2 separate regions of the Homo sapiens genome follow, and region 1 is linked to region 2. A link is an interaction called in ENCODE POLR2A ChIA-PET data of the cell type or tissue named here. Cell type or tissue: IMR-90. All regions are shown on one strand. Each heading gives the region's core, and the rest is flanking DNA. Links, peaks and the distances in the headings are about the cores only.

Evidence for each region. Peaks named below come from ENCODE experiments on the same cell type or tissue, not always from the same donor. Only the 100,000 strongest peaks of a DNase experiment are listed, where the experiment ranks them.
Region 1: POLR2A ChIA-PET joins it to region 2 with 7 read pairs; 3 of 35 experiments call an interaction of 5 or more read pairs at or near these places.

What each region holds. Positions count from the first base shown.
Region 1 is chr17:72,599,306-72,609,632 of GRCh38, reverse strand. LINC00511 (long intergenic non-protein coding RNA 511) reads left to right here. Exons shown (of 5, transcript NR_033876.1): 4 at 5,825-6,530. Among named protein-coding and RNA genes, the nearest start is that of LINC00673, 12 kb to the right of the region's middle. RefSeq lists an enhancer at 5,829-6,796. In IMR-90, for the core only: a CTCF peak has its summit at 6,624; DNase peaks (open chromatin) are centred at 5,902 and 6,932; H3K27ac peaks cover 353 bases.
Region 2 is chr17:73,158,235-73,166,557 of GRCh38, reverse strand. SSTR2 (somatostatin receptor 2) reads right to left here and starts at 1,548. Exons shown (of 2, transcript NM_001050.3): 1 at 1,270-1,548. It also overlaps the pseudogene POLR3KP2. RefSeq lists a silencer at 1,294-1,633 and an enhancer at 2,174-2,423. In IMR-90, for the core only: no CTCF peak of the experiment used is centred there; no DNase peak of the experiment used is centred there; H3K27me3 peaks cover 2,986 bases.

The DNA.
Region 1 (10,327 bases), core at 3,159-8,158, 560 kb after region 2:
GACTCAAATGGCCAAGAATGGAGAACAGACAGTCCCTTCTTATTTCCCTGGCTTATATTAAAAATTTCTAGATCTCACCATTTGCCATTAAATATTACATTCCAACTGTTTTTGATGATATTGGTAGTATTGCATTGCTATATTGGGAAACATTAAAATGACAGTGTTTTTCAAATGTGCCTTTATTCACAAGGTTCATTTGGAATGCCAGCATAAGACTAGGCCATCACTCAGAGAGTGTTTCTCCTCATTACTTACGAGCGGCTTGCTCTTCTCCCTTCTCCCTTTAACTATTTGTCTCTACTTGTATCATGTTACTGGTCTTTATTATAATTTGTAGAGATGTGTTTTTGCTGAGGGCACCTCCTATCATTTTTTTTTGAGATGGAGTCTCGCTGTGTCTCCCAGGCTGGAGTGCAGTGGCATGACCTCAGCTCACTGCAACCACCGCCTCCCAGGTTCACACGATTCTCCTGCCTCAGCCTCCTGAATACCTGGGAGTACAGGTGCATGCCACCATGCCCCGCCAATTTTTGTATTTTTAGTAGAGACAGGGTTTCACCATGTTGGCCAGGCTGGTCTTGAACTCCTGACCTCAAGTGATCTGCCTGCCTCAGCCTCCCAAAGTGCTGGGATTGCAGGTATGAGCCACTGTGCCTGGCCTCATTTTCTTAAATAACAGCTTTATTGAGATATTATTCACATTCCATGAAGTTCACCCTTTAAAATGTACAACTCAGAAAAGTCATACATTGATCACCACTGTCTAATTCCAGAATATTTTCAGCACCCCCAAAAGATACCCCATAACCATAAGCAGACATTTCTCATTCCTTGCATGCCTCAGCCCCTGGCAACCATTGATCTATTTCTGTCTTTAGAGATGTGCCTATTCTGGACATTTCATATAAATGGAATCATACAGTTAGTGGCTTCTGTGTCTGGCTTCAAGGTGCATCTATGTTGCAGCATGTATTAGTATTTCATTCTTTTTCATGGCTGAATAATATTCCATTTTACGGATATATCAATTTATTCATTCATCTGTTGATGAACATTTGAGTCATTTCTACTTTTGGGCTATTATGGTTAATGCTGCTATGAATATTTGTGTACAAGTTTAGTATAGACATACGTTTTCAGTTCTCTTGACTACATACCTAGGAATGAAATTCCTGGGTCTTATGGTAACTCTATATTTAATCATCTGAGGATCACCAGGCTGTTTTCCAAAGTGGCTGCAGCATTTTACATTTCCACCAGCAGAGGATGAGGGTTCCAATTTCTCCATGTGCTCGCCAACATTTGTTCTTATCATGTCATCTTCAAATAGAGATAATTTTGCTTCCTTTTTTTTTTTTTTTTTCCAATCTGGATGACTTTCTTTTTGCCTAATTGCTCTGGCTAGAACCTCCACTACAATGTTGAATAAAAGTGGTAAGAGTGGACATACTTGTCTTATTCCTGACAAGAAACCATTCAGTCTTTCACCCTTAAGTATGATGTTAATTGTAGGTTTTTCATAGATGCCCTATGTCAAGTTGAGGAAATCCCCTTCTATTTCTAGTTTGTTGAGTGTTTTATAATGAAAATGTGTTGAATTTTGCTAAATGTGTTTTCTGTGTCAATGGAGATGATCATGTGATTTTTGTCCTTTGTTCAGTTAATATGGTGTGTCACATTGATTTTTCTATGTTAAACCATCTTTGCATTCCTGAGATAAATTTCACTTGGTCATGGTGTCTGCTCTTTTTATATGTTGCTGGATTTAGTTTGACAATATTTTGTTGATGATTTTTGCATCTACTCATAAGGAATATTGGTCTGTGTTTTTCTTTTCTTGTGGTGTCTTTGTCTTGTTTTAGTATCAAGGTAATAATACTGGCCTCATAGTATGAATTGGGAAGTTGTCCCTCCTCTTCTATTTTTTTGGAAGAGCTTGTAAGGGATTAGAGTTAATTCCTCTTTAAATGTTTGGTAGCATTCATCCACGAAGCCATCTGGTCCTAGGCTCTGCTTCATGTGGTTTGGTTTTGTTTTAACTAATTCAGTCTCTTTTTACTTGTTATGGGTCTGTTTAGATATTCTATTTCTTCTTGACTCAAATACTTTTTGAAAATAGGTAGGTTAAAAGTCAACTTGTCAAAGTAATTAAAGAGTTGTTCTTTTCATTTGAAATGATTGCTGTTGGTAGTGTTGAACTTCCACTGTGGTTTTGAGTGTTAAAACCGTGGAATGAGAGCCCCCTGCACTTCAGGGCCTGGCGTGATGCTCCTCATTAATGTCATGCTAGAAAGCTCACTGTCTATCTCTGAATCCCAGTTTCCTCATCTGCAAAATGGGCTTAATCACATCATCCTTAAAGGTTGTCAAGGGGATCAGGTGAGACATCCATCTCATGCCTAGCATATAGTAGACCCTCAATAATGATGATCTGTTTTCTCTAGCAATATATATCTGATACTCACCCACTAGGCGCTGGGGACCCTTCTAGGGACTAAGGATACAGTGAGCAAAAGCAGAGACCCTGGTGGTTACATTCTAATGGAGGAGAGATCAAAATAAACAAACACATAGAAAGGGTCTAAGGAAGTCTTTGCCTGATTTTTAAGCCAACAGAGACATGGGCACAGCAGTCAGGCAGGTGCAGCTCCCATGTGTGATTTTTAATGATCAGAGCTAGGCTGGAGAACCTGATTGTCCTGGGACCAGGTGGGCTTGCCTGAGCTCTCAGTTCCCCCTTTCAGTTTAGCTCTAGGGACAGTCTTCTGAGGCCAAGTTAGGATCTATAGAGCAAGACTAGCAGGACTACTTCTGAGACTCAGTGTCCAGGCCTTACAGACTTTAGATAAATTAGCAGCTGACTCCAGAAACCTGGGCCCATGGCTCTTGCCCACCAGTCAGTGGCTTGTTCTGAGGACAAGGTGGAGAAAGTGGCCAGGAGCATGACTCTGTTGGGGGCTTTTCCTGTGCTCAGTGGAGGCCTCTTCCCCTATTCAGTGGGGGCTCTTATAATCAGTGGGGGCTCTTATAATCAGTGGGTGGCTCTTCCTATACTTAGTGAGGTTCTTCCCCTTTTCGGTGGGGGCCTCTTCCCCTATTCAGTGGAGATCTCTTCTCATACTTGGTGGCGGGGGTGGGGATGCGGGTTCTTCCCATAGTCAGTGGGGGGCTCTTCCCATGGTCAGTGGGGGGCTCTTCCCAAAGTCAATGGGGGGCTCTTCCCATAGTCAGTGGGGGGCTCTTCCCATGGTCAGTGGGGGGCTCTTCCCAAAGTCAATGGGGGCCTCTTCCCATAGTCAGTGGGGGGCTCTTTCCATGGTCAGTGGGGGGCTCTTCCCAAAGCCAATGGGAGGCTCTTCCCATAGTGGGGGGCTCTTCCCATATTCACTGGGGGGCTCTTCCCACAGTCAGTGGAGGGGGGCTCTTCTCATATTAACTAGGGGGGCTCTTCCCATATTCACTGCGGGGCTCTTCCCATGGTCAGTGGGAGGGCTCTTCTCATATTAACTGGGGGAGACTCTTTCCATTCAGTGGGGGGCTCTTCCCATGGTCAGTGGGGGGCTCGTCTCATAATCAAAGGGGGGCTTTTCCCATATTCACTGGGGGGCTCTTCCCATGGCCAGTGGGGGGCTCTTCCCATAGTCAGTGGGAGGGGTCTTCTCATATTAACTGGGGAGGCTCTTCCCATTCAGTGGGGGGGCTCTTCTCATAATCAAAGGGGGGCTCTTCCCATGGTCAGTGAGGGGTCCCTCCCCTCTTCAGTGGGGGTTTCTTTCTCTTTTCAGTGGAGATCTCTTCCTATACTCAGTGGGGGCTCTTCTCTTGTTTCTCCTGTATCCCAGTTCACAGGGCACTGTGTTAGAAGGTGACAGGGAAGTGGGAGGCACCTTTTACGGCATGGTGGGAGAAGGCTCTTCTAGGGAGGTGACACTGGGCAGAGAACCAAGTGGTAGGAGTGAGCCAGACATGCAAAGCTCCTGGGCACAGGAGGGTGTCCCAGGCAGAAGTGATGCCTCATTGGTACATTTGAGAAGCAGTAATGGTCTTATGGTCTTTTCTGCCTCCTTTACTCCCTCCCTGTGTCTTTTTTTTTTTTTTTTTTTTGAGACGGAGTCTTACTCTGTCACCCAGGCTGGAGTGCAGTGGTGCGATCCCAGCTCACTGCAACCTCAGCCTCCCGGGCCCAAGAGATTCTCCTGCCTCAGCCTCCCGAGTAGCTGGAATTACAGGCACCCACCACCACACATGGCTAATTTTTGTATTTTTAGTAAAGATGAGGTTTCACCATGTTGGCCAGGCTGGTTTTGAACTCCTGACCTCAAGTGATCCACCTGCCTCAGCCTCCCAAAGTGCTGGGATTACAGGGGTGAGCCACCCCGCCCGGCCTCTCCCTGTGTCTTTTTACTCAACCTTTCTAAATCTCATGCAGACTCCGTCTTCCTCAGAGCCCGCTGGTGTTGGGAGAAACAAAACAACCTGTGCTTTCCAGCCTGTGGCTCCTTAGAGACAAAATCTCTTAGTCAGGTATGGAGCCCCGAGTCCTTGAGCTCCACTGCCGGTTGTCCAAGACAAAAAGCTTTAGAGGCATCAAAGACCACTTCTTTGCTGAGATGGATCAGAATTGGCCTGAAAACCTGTTTGCCTTTCCAGAGAGTTTTCTTTTTGGTTTATTTAGTGGCTAGCGGCAGTCTCTCCAAGGGAAACCACTGGATTTATTAATGAGAAAATGAAGGCTTGTGTTTAAGCCTCGTCTCTGGTAAGTTGCGTGATGCGGAGGGGCAGATGTTTACAGTGGCTCCCCGAGGGTGCAGGCCTCGCCCTGGCAGGTGGCTGGGTTTCTGCCATGCTACGGTCCTATGCTCACCTGCCATGTCCTCTGAGGTCATCGGATGTGGCTTAACCTCAGCTTTCAAGGACAGAAGGCAACTCTTCTAGCACCGGCCATGACCCTGACATTTCCTGCTTCCCGGAACCGTCTGTGCTTCTCTACCAGAAGAGCTCTCTACCCAGGGACATGTCAGCCAGGTGGAGGGGTCAGGCAGTGATCTGCAGGGCGAGAGGGTTAGTCCCTGGGATACCCATCAGGTCCTATTCCTGGGTAATCTGACTAAAGTCTTATTTTCTTCGGATGCAAAATCTCACCTGGGCTAGGACAGATTAGCTTGAAGATCTGTGGAGGTGCAGCTTCTGGCACCAGAACTTTAGATGCTGGATGAATATTGACAGGGACTTAGTATGGAGGGAGGTGTGTTATCTTTAGTGCTGGGCTTAGGAACTGGGCTCACTAAAGTGAGGGCTTCAGCAACAAATTGGGCTGGTCATCTCTGTAGGACATCTCCTGCAGGGTGGCTGATTTCTGTCAAAAGCTCAGTGGCTGATTCCTCTCCCCAGGGAGACCCGCAGTAGGGCCCCATAAGCAGGTTTTGGCTTCCTGGCTTAGTTGATTTAGAACAGGTCTATTAGGTTGAACTGAATGACATGTCCTACCTTCTTTGGATAGCCTGGGCTGCTGATAGGCCCACTGTCAGGCAGGCTACCCTAGGTCTTGGTGGTTGCTGCTGCCTCGCTGTGTGACCTTGGGTGAGTTGCTTTCCCTCTCTGGGCTTCACTTTCTACCTCTGTAAAATGAAGGGTTGGATAGATTTCTTAAGAATGTGCCTTTCACTTCTAGGCTGAAGGATCAGATCCTTATTATCTCTCCCTGCCCTGGGCCTGACACCTAGAAGCCTCTCAATAAACCTTTCATTGAATGAGTGAATGAATAAATGAATAACAATGTGATGGTTTGTTATTTTTTTCATCAGCTGTGTTTTTTCTACAGAGCCCATGGAACAGACTTACGGCGTATGACCTCATCGGAGACTTGTACATGGGGCCAACCCCCATTTTCCCACAGGAAACCCACACTCTAATTAAGGGCTGACCCTGAACTTGAATCTGAGTCTTCTCTTTCTTCAACAGAGAGCCATCTCTCCAGCCCAGCTGGCAAGGAGACAGGTGATGTTACAGGAAAAAATACACAGCTTGTGCCCTTGGAATTACCAGAGTTCAAAGCCTGTTCAGCATCTACCCACCATGTGACCCGGGTCGAATTCTTCAGTTTCTCTAAGCCCATTTTCTCATCTGTAAGATGGGGAAGTGTAATCAGTTCTGAACCCACATATACCTCACTGGGCTTGAACAGGCCTGAGCAGGCATGTGGGGCTTTACTAGCTAGCCATCCTTTCTGCCGCTCTCCCTCATTCTCCTTCAAGCCCCCCAAAGTCCTTGGTGGAGGAGGAAGTGGAGACAGAACGTTTGGTGTTGGGTGAGGTACGTGAGGAGGCTGATTTCAGAACCTCCAGGAAACAAAGCTTTAGTGTTCCGAGGGCAGTGCCCGCCTGTGCCTCCTCCTCACAGGGGGTAGTAGGAGTGGGGTGGGGCCGAGGCATTTCCCAGCACAGCTCAATCACATCTCCTGCGCCTGCCCTTGTGACCTGCTCACTGGAAAGGAAGAAATGACCGAGGGAGAAGGGAGGGCATTTGAGGTGAGTGCCTGAACTGATGTCTTGGAGAATATTTGCATGACAAAGCTTCTTGCAAAATCTGGGTAGGACTTCCAGTTAACCCCCTGGAGGAGGCTTGGGGAAGTTGTGCTCTGAACCCACACACACCAGGTCGCCTTTCTGTGTTGCCCTATTTGGTTTCGCTAGTTCTGCCACAGGGAGAAGGTGTGTTCTGGATGGGTCCCCTCCCTCTGTCACCTGGTGCTGGCACTTCTGGGTGTCTGGGTCTTTCTGAAGCCATTTCATTCACGTTTCCCCTGGATGTGAGACTGTGTTGTGTTTGTTCTGACTGTCCTCTTGTAGAAGAGACGGTAGCTTTGCTTTTCTCTCCATCATACCCCTGGAATGCACTTCTTTGCCACACTCCAGCCTTTGACTCAGTCACCTCCACATCACCCTTTCACCAAACTTCTCTGTCTGCTTTTAAAGCCAAAGTCAACTTGACTAGACCCTTTGCTGACACTGCCATTTGCTGAACTAGCTTTGAATTCCAGTTATTCCAAGGCACAAACTGTGGATTTTCCTTTTCTTTTTTTCTTTTTTTGATACAGGGTCTATCTTTGTCATCCAGGCTGGAGTGCAGTGGCACAATCACGGCTCACTGCAGCCTTGACCTCCTGGGCCCAAGCAATCCTCCCACCTCAGCCTCCCAAGTAGCTGGGACTACAGGCACATGCCACCATGCCCAGCTAATTTTTATATTTTTTTGGTAGACACGGGGTTTCGCCATGTTACCCAGCTTGGCCTCAAATGCCTGGGCTCAAGCGATCTGCCCACCTTCGCCTCCCAAAGTGCTGGGATTACAGGCGTGAGCCACCACGTCTGGCCAGATTTTCCTTTAACATCACCTGCCTCTCCGTCACTTATATGGGTGTGATGGATGTGTATGTACCAGTGTCGGATGATCTAGTTTTGATCAGTTTCATAAGTTACCCCTTCTTCAAGAAGCCTCTTTTCCCTCTAATATAGCATAGGTTTATGTCTTCCCTTGTTCTTACCACACTCCGCAATAATTTAATTTAGTTGTTTACTTATTTATTCCATCTCCCCACAAAAAAGAGACTTTGACTCTCACCTTTGATATTATATCCCCAGTGCCTAGCACAGTACCTGGAGCTTACCAGATGCTAAATAGATGTTTGTTGAACAAATGAATGAATGGTCACCACTGTTCAATCTAGAGACAGAAAGCTACCAATTCACATTCTTCATAGCACCTCTAGGACAGACACTATCCTTTTTATATCACAGACCATCAAGAGTATTGACTGGTAGAATGATGTTGGCACGTAGGTGCAGGCTAATTAATTCCACCGGCTTGGGCGGCTTGCTGTAATACCAAGCTTTTGGTTAGGACTTTGTGGGTGAGCCGTCTGGAAATTGATTCAGCACAGTTTGGGGAAGGAATCCGTTTGTCCACATTCAAGAGCACTATTTACCTGCATTTGCTTTGTTGGCAATTTAACATTATCAGTCAAATTAAACCAGCCAATGTTGACTGAGCCCCTGTTAAAAGGATTAAAAACAAAAAAAAAAGCAAGCAAGAAAGCATATGTGATATACTCCTTGATCCCAGAACACTTAAAATTAATGGGAGGAGCCAGAAATGTACACATCTTAACAACCACTGGTGAAAGACAGTATATCTCAATGTCAGATGAATGGAGTACATGATAATGTAAGGGAAGTTCTGAGAAGACAGCCATCGCGGGGGTGGGTTGGGAAGGAAGGTCATCCCAGGAGTCTGAAGTACCTGCCTGGCACAAGGCAGGGCACACAAGAGGCACTCTGCAAGGACAAGCCCAGCAAAGTCCGAAAAGCATTTCTGGCAGATGGGATGGTGTGAGCAACGGTGGTGGTGGTGGGGTCATCACAGTGTGAGGTTGTAGGACCTGCACCAGGCTGGGAAGAATGGAATAATGGAAATATTAGACATTTGAAAGCCATGAGTCACAAACACTCAGAAGGGTGAAGGGGATGGAGCAAAAGAATACAGAATGTGTCTAAGCTTGGAACCCTGATGTCTGGGAGACTTAGAAAAATCACAGGCCTCAGCAAAGAATCCAGCAGGAAAAAAAAATGATTTGTGATTGGTATCTTATTTTGGATTCTTCTCGAGGCAGAGAAACGTTTGTGTGTAACTGGATTTGTGAGTTTATCTTTGGAAGAACAAAGAGAGAGAATTGGGAGGGAGAAAAGTCAATAAAGGGTGGCGAATGAGAGGTTATGCTGTGGGCATACAGGGCTGAATCTCACTGGGGACCCTCCAAGCAACTCAATAAAATAAACTTCAGAAGTGCCAAATCAGGCCAGGTGCAGTGGCTCACACCTGTAATCCCAGCACTTTGGGAGGCTGAGCCGGGAGGATCCCCTGAAGCCAGAAGTTAGAGACTAACCTGGGCAACATAGCAAGACCTCATCTCTACAAGACAAATTTTGAAGTTAGCTAAGTGTGGTGGCATGTGCCTGTAGTCCCTAGTCCCACTACTTGGGAGGCTGAGGTGGGAGGATCACTTGAGCCCAGAAATTCAAGGTTTCAGTGAGCTAAGATTGTACCACTGCACTCCAGCCTGGGTGATGGGTGACAGAGACCCTGTCTCAAAACAAAAACAAAAACAAAAACAAAAACAAAAACAAAAAAAACCAAAATTGCCCAATCGAAGGATGAAAAAGATGGAATATTTATCTAATGACTCCCTTCCTTGAGGGTTGTCCTTAGACAGGGTAAACCCCTGGCACTTCTGAGATGCTTCTGCAAGGAACTAAACAAGGCCAAAGAACAGCAAGAAAAATAAAAGAAAGAAAAAAACAAGAGTCACAGGTGGCTGAGGCAGGAGGTGGCCACTTGCTGGAATTGTCCACTGTGGCTGCAGGGCAATTTGGTAGCAAGGGGCCATTGGGTGGGGCATCATCAGTGGGTAGTTATAGATGCTTGTTCTTAGACAGCCTGGGTTTCAGCTGGTGTAGACATGTCTGATGGGCAGTCAGGAAAGCAGACCTGGAATCGAGCCAACCACTTCGTTGGCAGGATTGGGTATGAGAGGGAGCAAGGTACTGAAGAAAGGAGACCTGGGGACAGCTCAGGACTGGAGCCTGGGATGCATCCTATAGGTAGGGGGCGGGAAGGGAGCATAGTCAGTGGGCAGAGACCTCGTGCCTGGCACACAATGGCAAAAGCCATGGGAAAAGGGGATTTTGGGAAAAGAAACTGCAGAGAACAAAACTAAGAAGGCTAGAACCAGCACCCTGGATTCGGTGGTTAGTGGTTAGCAGGTTTCTGGGACCCTAGAGAAGAGACTGGTTTTTTTGTTTGTTTGTTTTTGTTTTCATTTTTGTTTTGACATGGAGGCTCACGCTGTCGCCCAGGTTGGAGTGCAATGGTGCGATCTCGGCTCACTGCAACCTCCGCCTCCCGGGTTTAAGCGATTCTCCTGCCTCAGCCTCCCAAGTAGCTGGGACTACAGACATGCACCACCATGTCTGGCTAATTTTCATATTTTTAGTAGAGACAGGGTTTCATCATGTTGGCCAGGCTGGTCTCGAACTCCTGACCTCAAGTGATCCACCCTCTTCGTCCTCCCAAAGTGCTGGGATTACAGGCGTGAGCCACTGCGCCCAGCTGAGAGGACACTTTTAATGGCATGGTAGAGGTAAGTAAGAGTTAGAATGTAGGGACTCAAGAGATGAGATGTCCCCTGGAGGCAAAGAAGGATGAGTCCATTTGATGAAGCCAGGAGGAAGGAAGGAGGAAGATGGCGGAAAGGGCTGCGTGACCCTGT
Region 2 (8,323 bases), core at 2,837-7,836:
CCAAGAATTGTTAGATGCTGGAAATGGCTAGTGGTTGGTTTCCTCTGAACCATGTCCAGGCTCTGTAGAGAGGAGGGTGAGAATGGTCTCACGCACCTGCCCCCCCCGCCCCCCTTTTACATAGGGGCTGTGATTACCAGCCCAAGAAATGAGTGTTGGGATGGCGACCCGACATCAGGGGAGGTCCTAAATCCTACTCAGCTTCAGTTTCTCCTCTCCCCATCATGTTTCCCGCATTCACTTCCCACCCCCCGCCTCCCTCAGGGCCTGCAGAACCCGGCTTGGTCTCTGTGCGGCTAGAGCGAGAGCCCCCACTGGCAGGGTGACAAAAGCCCCTGAGGGCCACCGCGGCGCGTGAGCGCCTGGGAAAAGCCGGGGCGGTGCTGGCCTACGGGGTTGAGAAATGGAGGGGCGAGTGTCAGGACCGCGGAGCCGGTTGCTCCCGGCTGGCACAGAAAGTCCTCCTCCTGGCCATCCAACTCGCTGATCCTCAGAGCAAGGGTTTCCCAAAGAACTCTGTGCCATTTCCAGGAAGACGAGGCAAGAGCGGAGATTGTGGCGCCAGCACGCCCAGTATCGAAACGCACAGCAGGGGTGCCGGGTGTGGGGGGGGGGCGCTGAGGACAGAGACATCGGGGCGCAGAAGACAGTCGCTTGGGGGACTTGGCCAGCGGCTTTTGGGCACGGCCTATGCAGTGGTTTTTTCTCTCCAAACCTAGACAAACTGTCCTTTCTGTCCCGAGGTGGGGGACGGGGACGGATCCTAGATCGTTCAGCGTCTAGGGAGAGAAGCCCCTCTTTCTCCGCTCTGCGCCCGCCGCCTGCCTCTGGCAGGCTCGGATCTCCGGGTGCGCTCCCGCAGGAGCCCCAGCTGGCATCTCACGGCCTCGCTCCCCTCGCGCCAGGTCTCTTTTGTAGGGGGCTGGGAGAGAAGTTGTCACCCGTCGCAGCTACCTGAAATCTCGGGCTAAAGGGCACACGCCACGCACACGGGCATGAGGCTGCGAGGACACGTCCGTTCCAGCACACTCTACCCACAGCCCCCTTACTCAGGCAAGGGTACCCGTTGTCGTTCATTCCTACTACAATCACCCCAAAAGGCACAAGAGCGGAGAATCACGCACCGGGACCTAAGCTCAGGCACTCGGATGGGCACACCACCATCAGCGCAGATGCACACAGGTGCCCAAGTGCGCTTCTCGCTCCCTCCATCTCTCTTATCACACACACACACACACACACACACACACACACACACACACCCCTCACCTTTGCTTTTCCGCTGCAATCCGCTAGCTCCGGTCTCCGACACCCAGCGGCTGTCCCCGAGCCAGCTGGGCGCCGGGGCGCGCAGCAGCTTGGCTAGCGCCTGGCGCCGGACGTTTGGGGTTCCTGGCTCCTCGACCCTCTTGTGCCGGCTCCCGCTAGCCCCTCGCACGTAGAGAGCTCCCCTCGCCCGCAGACCCCCGGCGCCAAGCCTCAGACTGGGGCTCTGGGCGCTGGTGGTCTTGCGAGCGCGCGCGCATGGGTGGCTGCGCCGCTGGGACTGGCCCAGCCAGCCCGGGCCCCTCGGCACATTTCCCCACGCCCCCCTCCCGCTACGTCACAGCGGCTTCGCTCCGCCCCCCCAACCCCTCCTCCCGGGTCCTGCAGAAGGACAGGGGTGAGACCGGCTGAAACGCCTGCGGGTGGCCGCAGGCAGAGCTTACAGACAGCCGGGGAGCGGGGAGAGAGGGGACCCGCCTGCGGGGGCGTAAAAGGTTAAGCGTTTTCGGTCTCCTCAAGACTCATGGCAAGGACAAGCGCTATTTTCCCTCTGATTTCACAGAGTCGATTCCCTTCCACCCATATATTCTAGGCAGCTGGAGTGGCGGCCGGGGTGACCCAGACTTATACCGGGACCTCTGTGATTTCCTTAGCCAAACAAGTTAGCAAAGCTGTGTTTACCGTGGGCCAGCCCCGGGCGCAGGGCGCAGGGCCAGGCTAAGAGTAGGGAGAAAAAGGGCTCAGGGGATAGCGCTTCTCCATGCAGTTCCCAATGAGCGCAGGGAGTGTAAACCCGCACCTGGAGTCCAAGATTCAGTCCTAGGAGCCATCAGAGGGCCAGTGGACGTCGACTGGTCCCAGCTGTCCCTGCGTCCCACAGCTTGGAGGTGCAGCGGCCATACAGGTGGTCCCCTTGCTGTAGCCACGTCAGTCAGCACCTGCTGGTCTGACCCAGCACAGTCTCTCCTACATGCTGTGAGGGAGCAAAGGGGAGCAGGCAAGAAGTGGGAGTCGCATGGAGTTGCAGCTGTTTATTTTTGACTGTGATGATTCAGCCTCTTTTCCAATAGTTTAATAAGTCATAATCAATCCTGCAGCCTCCCCTTCCTCACCCTCCTCCAAGTACATAGGTATACACACACACACACACACACACACACACACACACCATCCTCAGTACAGTTTTAGAGGATGTGAAAACAGAAAGCAAACCCCAACTAGCTTTCTCTGTGAGCTGAGCTGCCTTGATTTGTCCATCCTATTATCTGATTTCCAATTCACCAGGGAAAAGTAAAAGTCCAGAAGCTGTGTGGCAGGTGGGGTGAGCCTTAGAGATAGATGAGTGACATGGAAAAGCAACCACCAGGTACAGCAGCAGCCAGCTCTCTCTTCTATCTGGGCCAAGCTGTATCTTGGGGTACCCACTGTGAGATGGGGATCAGGAGTTTCCATCTCTCTCTGAGACGTTGGTCATGATAGGGCTTAAATCTTGGCATCCTGGAGCTCAGGGTGAGATGGAAATTGAGCTGCAATTGCCTTAAGTTCCAGGAGTCAATCTGGGAGCCAGCATCTCTTTTAGACATGTGTATGCAAGTGGAAGGGCTGGGGTGGCTAGCTCACTGGAAGAGGGCTGTGTCTGCTCACCGTCAGTGGGAAGAGGGAGAGGCAGAGAGGTAATAGTAATATCAGGAGGGCATCGTGGAATTGTGCTCAGGGGAACTCGGCATCCTCTGGCCACACAGTTGCTACAATGCCTGTTGCCACCTCCAGTTTAAAACCAGTAATCTGACTGGTTTCCAGGAAAAGAAGGAAGAGCCAGGAAGTGCCCACTCTGCCCTCAAATTCCTTTCCTAAAAGTTCTCAAACTGTTAATACCAGATTTACGTTTCATTAAAAAAAATAATAACTGGAGCCAGCAGAGTCCGAGATGATGCTGCTGTTCTACCCTGGCTGCAGGGATGGGCTGATCGTGGAGGAGGGACAGCGCTGCCGCTGCCACTCCCTCGCCTGCAACACGTGCCTCTGTGTGCACTTCACCCACAAGGTAACAAATTGGAAGTACTCAAAGCTGAAAGAAGTGGATGATGGGCTTGGGGGAGCAGCTGCCTGGGAGGATGTTGACTCTACTGCAGAGCCATGTCCTCAATGAGAACCTCCTTGTGCTTACTACATGTAGCTTCAGACCCACTCTGCAGATGAGCCGAAGACCACCTTCTACCAGTGCTGCAGGACTCAGTGTGGACACCACTGGAGGGATTAGGGCAAGGACGGCCCAGGTGCCTGAGCGTCTGCTTACCTCCGGGTAGATGCTCAGCTGGGAATATGAATCGTGTGTCCTGAGGGTCTTTGCTGGTGTGGTGGAAAGCTAACCCTTTTAAGGTGAAGAGACAGGGTGTCAGGAAATGTGGCCTATCTGCCAGTCCGAATGGATGAAGTCATTGATGTCCAGGGAGTTTTTCTGTGTGGGGAGGGGACCCATAACTAAGTATGCTCTGTTTGAAGTCCTGTTCTTTCTTCCTTCCTTCCTTCCTTTCTTTCTTTCTTTCTTTCTTTCCTTCTTTCTTTCTTTCTTTTTTGAGACGGAGTCTCGCTCTGTCGCCCAGGCTGGAGTGCAGTGGCACGATCTTGGCTCACTGCAAGCCCCACCTCCCGGGTTCACACCGTTCTCCTGCCTCAGCCTCCCGAGTAGCTGGGGCTACAGGCACGTGCCACCGTGCCTGGCTAATTTTTTGTAGTTTTAGTAGAGATGCGGTTTCACTGTGTTACCCAGTATGATCTTGATCTCCTGACCTCGTGATTCACCCACCTCGGCCTCCCAAAGTGCTGGGATTACAGGTGTGAGCCACCGTGCCTGACCTCTTTTTTTTTTTTTTTTTTTTTTTTTTGAGATGGAGTTTCGCTCTTGTTGCCCAGGCTGGAGTGCAGTGGTGCGATCTTGGCCCACTGCAACCTCCACCTCCCAGGTTCAAGCGATTCTTGTACCTCAGCGTCCCGAGGAGCTGGGATTACAGGTGTGCGCCACCATGCCCTGCTAAGTTTTGTATTTTTAGTAGAGACGGGGTTTCACTATGTTGCCCAGGCTAGTCTCAAACTCCTGACCTCAAGTGATCCACCCGCCTCGGGCTCCCAAAGTGCTGGGATTACAGGCATGAGCCACCACGCCTGGCCTAATTTTTATTTTTTTTGAGACGGAGTCTCACTCTGTTGTCCAAGGTGGAGTGCAGTGGCGTGATGTCAGCTCACAGCAACCTCTGCCTCCCAGGCTCAAGTGATTCTGCTGCCTCAGCCTCCTGCGTAGCTGGGACTCCGGGCGGTTGCCACCATGCCTGGCTAATTTTTGTAATTTTAGTAGAGACAGGGTTTCACCATGTTGGCCAGGCCGGTCTTGAACTACTGACTTCAGGTAATCGCCCACCTCAGCCTCCTGAATAGGCTGAATAATCCCAAAATGCTGGGATTACAGGTGTGAGCCACCACATGTAGCCCTGTATGCTCTTTAATGTGGATGACCAAATAAAGCAACATTCCCCTTCATGCACTTTCCTTGTCGAGCCTTCCCCTCCTTATCACATAGGGCAGACCCAGCCTGGAAAAAGTACTGATGCACCCACGTTAGGCACACCTGTCTTACTGCAGCTGGCTGAGTGGGCTCTGAACAACATGGACCTTGACAGCAGAAATGTGTCATCTAGGATGATTGTTGATTTTGTCCAGAAAATGAATGCCTCCTCTCTTCTCCCCTCCCCACCTTTGAAGGCCTCCAAAGAGCAGTTTGGGCTGCCAGCAGCACTCAGGGGCCAACCTCGAGTTCCTATTCCACCTTTGGCTCCCCCAGGCTATTTTGACTCTGCCCTCCATCTGCTGAATGAAGTCTGAGCTGTAATCCACATGGGGCTACCTCTTCTTCCTCTGCAGCTTGGCTAGTAACTAAGTAACAAAACCTTGAGCCAGAAAAATAGAGGGGTTGGGGAGGAGATAACCTTCTAACTGGCTTGTTTGATATCTTTAAAGCAATTAAATAGCACCCTTCCCTCTGTCAGCAGTTATCAGAGAGACAATAGGTGGCAGGAAATTAAGAAAAGGAGGAGGACAAAGGGCCAGGCCAGTGTCCAGCCCCTTCCATGGGGAGGGGCTGCTCGGTTCACTCTTGCCAAGAGGAGTTCATCGTCTAGGAGCTCCACAGGGAAGACACAACTCCCAAATAGGTCATTATGTCTCTGAGTGGCTTAATAAATTAAATGGGGGAAATTGTTAGTCTGCAATCAATTTGGTGAAAGTAAGTATTGCAATTAAGCCTGGAGGAAAGCAAGAGAGCCCTGAGGGGAGGATTGGATGTGTTTGAGAGTGTTAGATACCAGTCTGAGCATCCAATGTGGTTTTTATCATCTTTACGGGAATGCCAGGGTGAGGTCTGCCATTTCTATTGATGAGAAAAGAGCAATGCTTCTGCCGTGGAGAACATCAGATATCCGGTGGTTTGAGGGGGCGGGGGAGAAGATACTCGGCATGGTGATCGTAGTACCTTGGCTTCCTGGGACACTCCTGTTTTTAGCTGTTATTTCCCTTGTCCCCCACAAACCATCCGCATTTTACGAAAATGGAAATGTCAGCATGTAAAAGCCTTTCTGATACCATGGGTCCTGATGTTTAGTTTGGAAAATATAGAGTACAGTCACCATATCACTGTTTAAAAACTTGAGGGCTGGGCACAGTGGCTCATGCCTGTAATCCCAGCATTTTGGAAGGCTGAGGAAGGAGGATCACTTGAGCCCAGGAGTTTGAGACCATCCTGGGCAATATAGTGAGACCTCATCTCTACAAAAAAAAAAAAAAAAAAAAAATTAGCCAAGCATGGTGGTGCACACCTGTAGTTCCAGCTACTTGAGGGGCTGAGATGGGAGGATCTCGTGAGCTCGAGAGGTGGAGGTTGTAGTGAGCCAAGATCATGCCACTACACTCCCGCCTGGGTGATAGAGCAAGACCCTGTTTCAAAAAAAAAAAAAAAAAAGGAGGTTGGGGGGGCATTTGGCATAGTCGATTTAATAGTCTCTTCAAATACACAAAGAATTCAAATGAGGACCTTTCTTCCTCTCTCTGTCCCCTAGCCCTCAACAGCTATGAGTCTGGCATGGCGTGTCACCATTTTTCTCTATTAGCAACCTCGACCCTCAGGGAATACATTGGCCAAGTGAGTGAGTAGGCATTAGAAGCTCTTTGGAAACCACCCCCAAACAAGTCTAGAATCAGGAATCGTGGTTAGAAGACACTGTGCTCTAGATAGGATTCCCTTTTTTTCTTCTCATCCCCATTTTGGCCGAAATGCATATAGACATAAAATCCTGGAGCCAGAAGGGTCCTTAGACATTCTCAGGTTTATAGCCTACATCCCATCATTATCCAAGTAAAGATACCAGGCTCAGAGAGGACAGGTGACTTGACCAAGGCCACCCAGCAAGGGAGTGGCAAAGTCAAGAGTCAAATCAGCTCTTCTGAATCGCGGACTCATGCCCCTTCCACAGGGACCCCACTCGCACGGGGTATGAAAGCTGGAGGAGAGAGGAGTCCCCAGCTCCCCCACCGTCTGTCCCAGCACTTCTCTGGCACCAGTACATTCTTCCTGATAACCACATCTCTGCTGCTCTTGCCTGGTCCGGCTCCTCTTTTTCAGTGCCATGGTGACAGAGTTGGAAAATTTGAGGCTGTCTCCTGCTGTGACTTTTTCCAGAGTGTGCTTCCTGGACCACTAATTCTCAGAGCAAGATGCTACGTAGAAAAATCGGCTGGGCATGGTGACTAACGCCTGTAATCCCACTACTTTGGGAGGCCAAGGCAGGTGGATCCCTTGAGCCCAGGAATTTGAGACCAGCTTGACCAACATGGTGAGACCCCTGTCTCTACCAAAAATACAAAAAATAGCCGGGCATGGTGGTGTGCACCTGTAATTCCAGCTACTTGGGTGGCTGAGGCACGAGAATCACTTGAACCTGGGAGGCGGAGGTTGCAGTGTGCTGATATCACACCACTGCACTCCAGCCTGGGCAACAGAGTGAGACTCTGTCTCTCGAGAAAAAAAAAAAAAGAAAAAGAGCACAGGCAACTCTGGGAAATGGTGCACAGCTGCACATTCACCATTCACCCCATGTCCTGCAGATTCACATTCATATATATATCATATGTCTCTCTCTCTCATTCATATATATATATGTCTCTCTCTCTCACATTCATATATATATATATATAGAGAGAGAGAGAGAGAGAGAGAGAGAGAGAAGAGAGAGAAGAGAGAGATAGGGTCTCACTGTGTCTCCCAGGCTGGAGTGCAGTGACGTTATCTTGGCTCACTGCAGCCTCGACCTCCTGGGCTCAAGCCATTCTTCCATCTCAGCCTCCCAAGTCACTGGGACTACGCCTGGCTAATTTTTGTATTTTTAATAGAGATAGGGTTTTGCCATGTTGCCCAGGCTGGTCTCGAATTCCTGAGCTCAAGTGATCCGCTGGCCTCAGCCTCCCAAAGTGCTGGGATTACAGGTGAGAGCCACTGCGCCCGGCCTCACATACTTATTATAATGTCCATTACGTGCAGGGTGCACTGAGTGTTTCACACACCTTTTATCTCATTTAATTCTCTCAACCTTTGTGGCACATGCCTTTATCAGTAGTAACATTGGTATTTTGAGAAATCTTGCAGGAAAGACAGCTGTTGATCTTTAACCCAGTGTTTCCCAACTTATTTAGCCATGGATTCCCTATGAGTAATTTTCCCTGTATTTCCCTGAGTAATTTTCAACACCTATTCTGTGCTTACTGTGTGCCAAGCACTGTGCTAGATGCTTTCTGTTAACTCATTTAATCCTCACTGTAATCCTATGAAATACCATCAGCATTATTAATCCTCCTTTTTGTGAATGAAGCAAGGCACAGAGAGGTTAAGTACCCTGCCCAAGGTCACACAGCTAGCAGTGACAGTTTAACTACCAAATCCTGAACATAATTATGCAGAGCAAGAATCCATTGGCAAATGGGACTCCCACCTTCCTTAATCGTTCTTAGAGGCTGA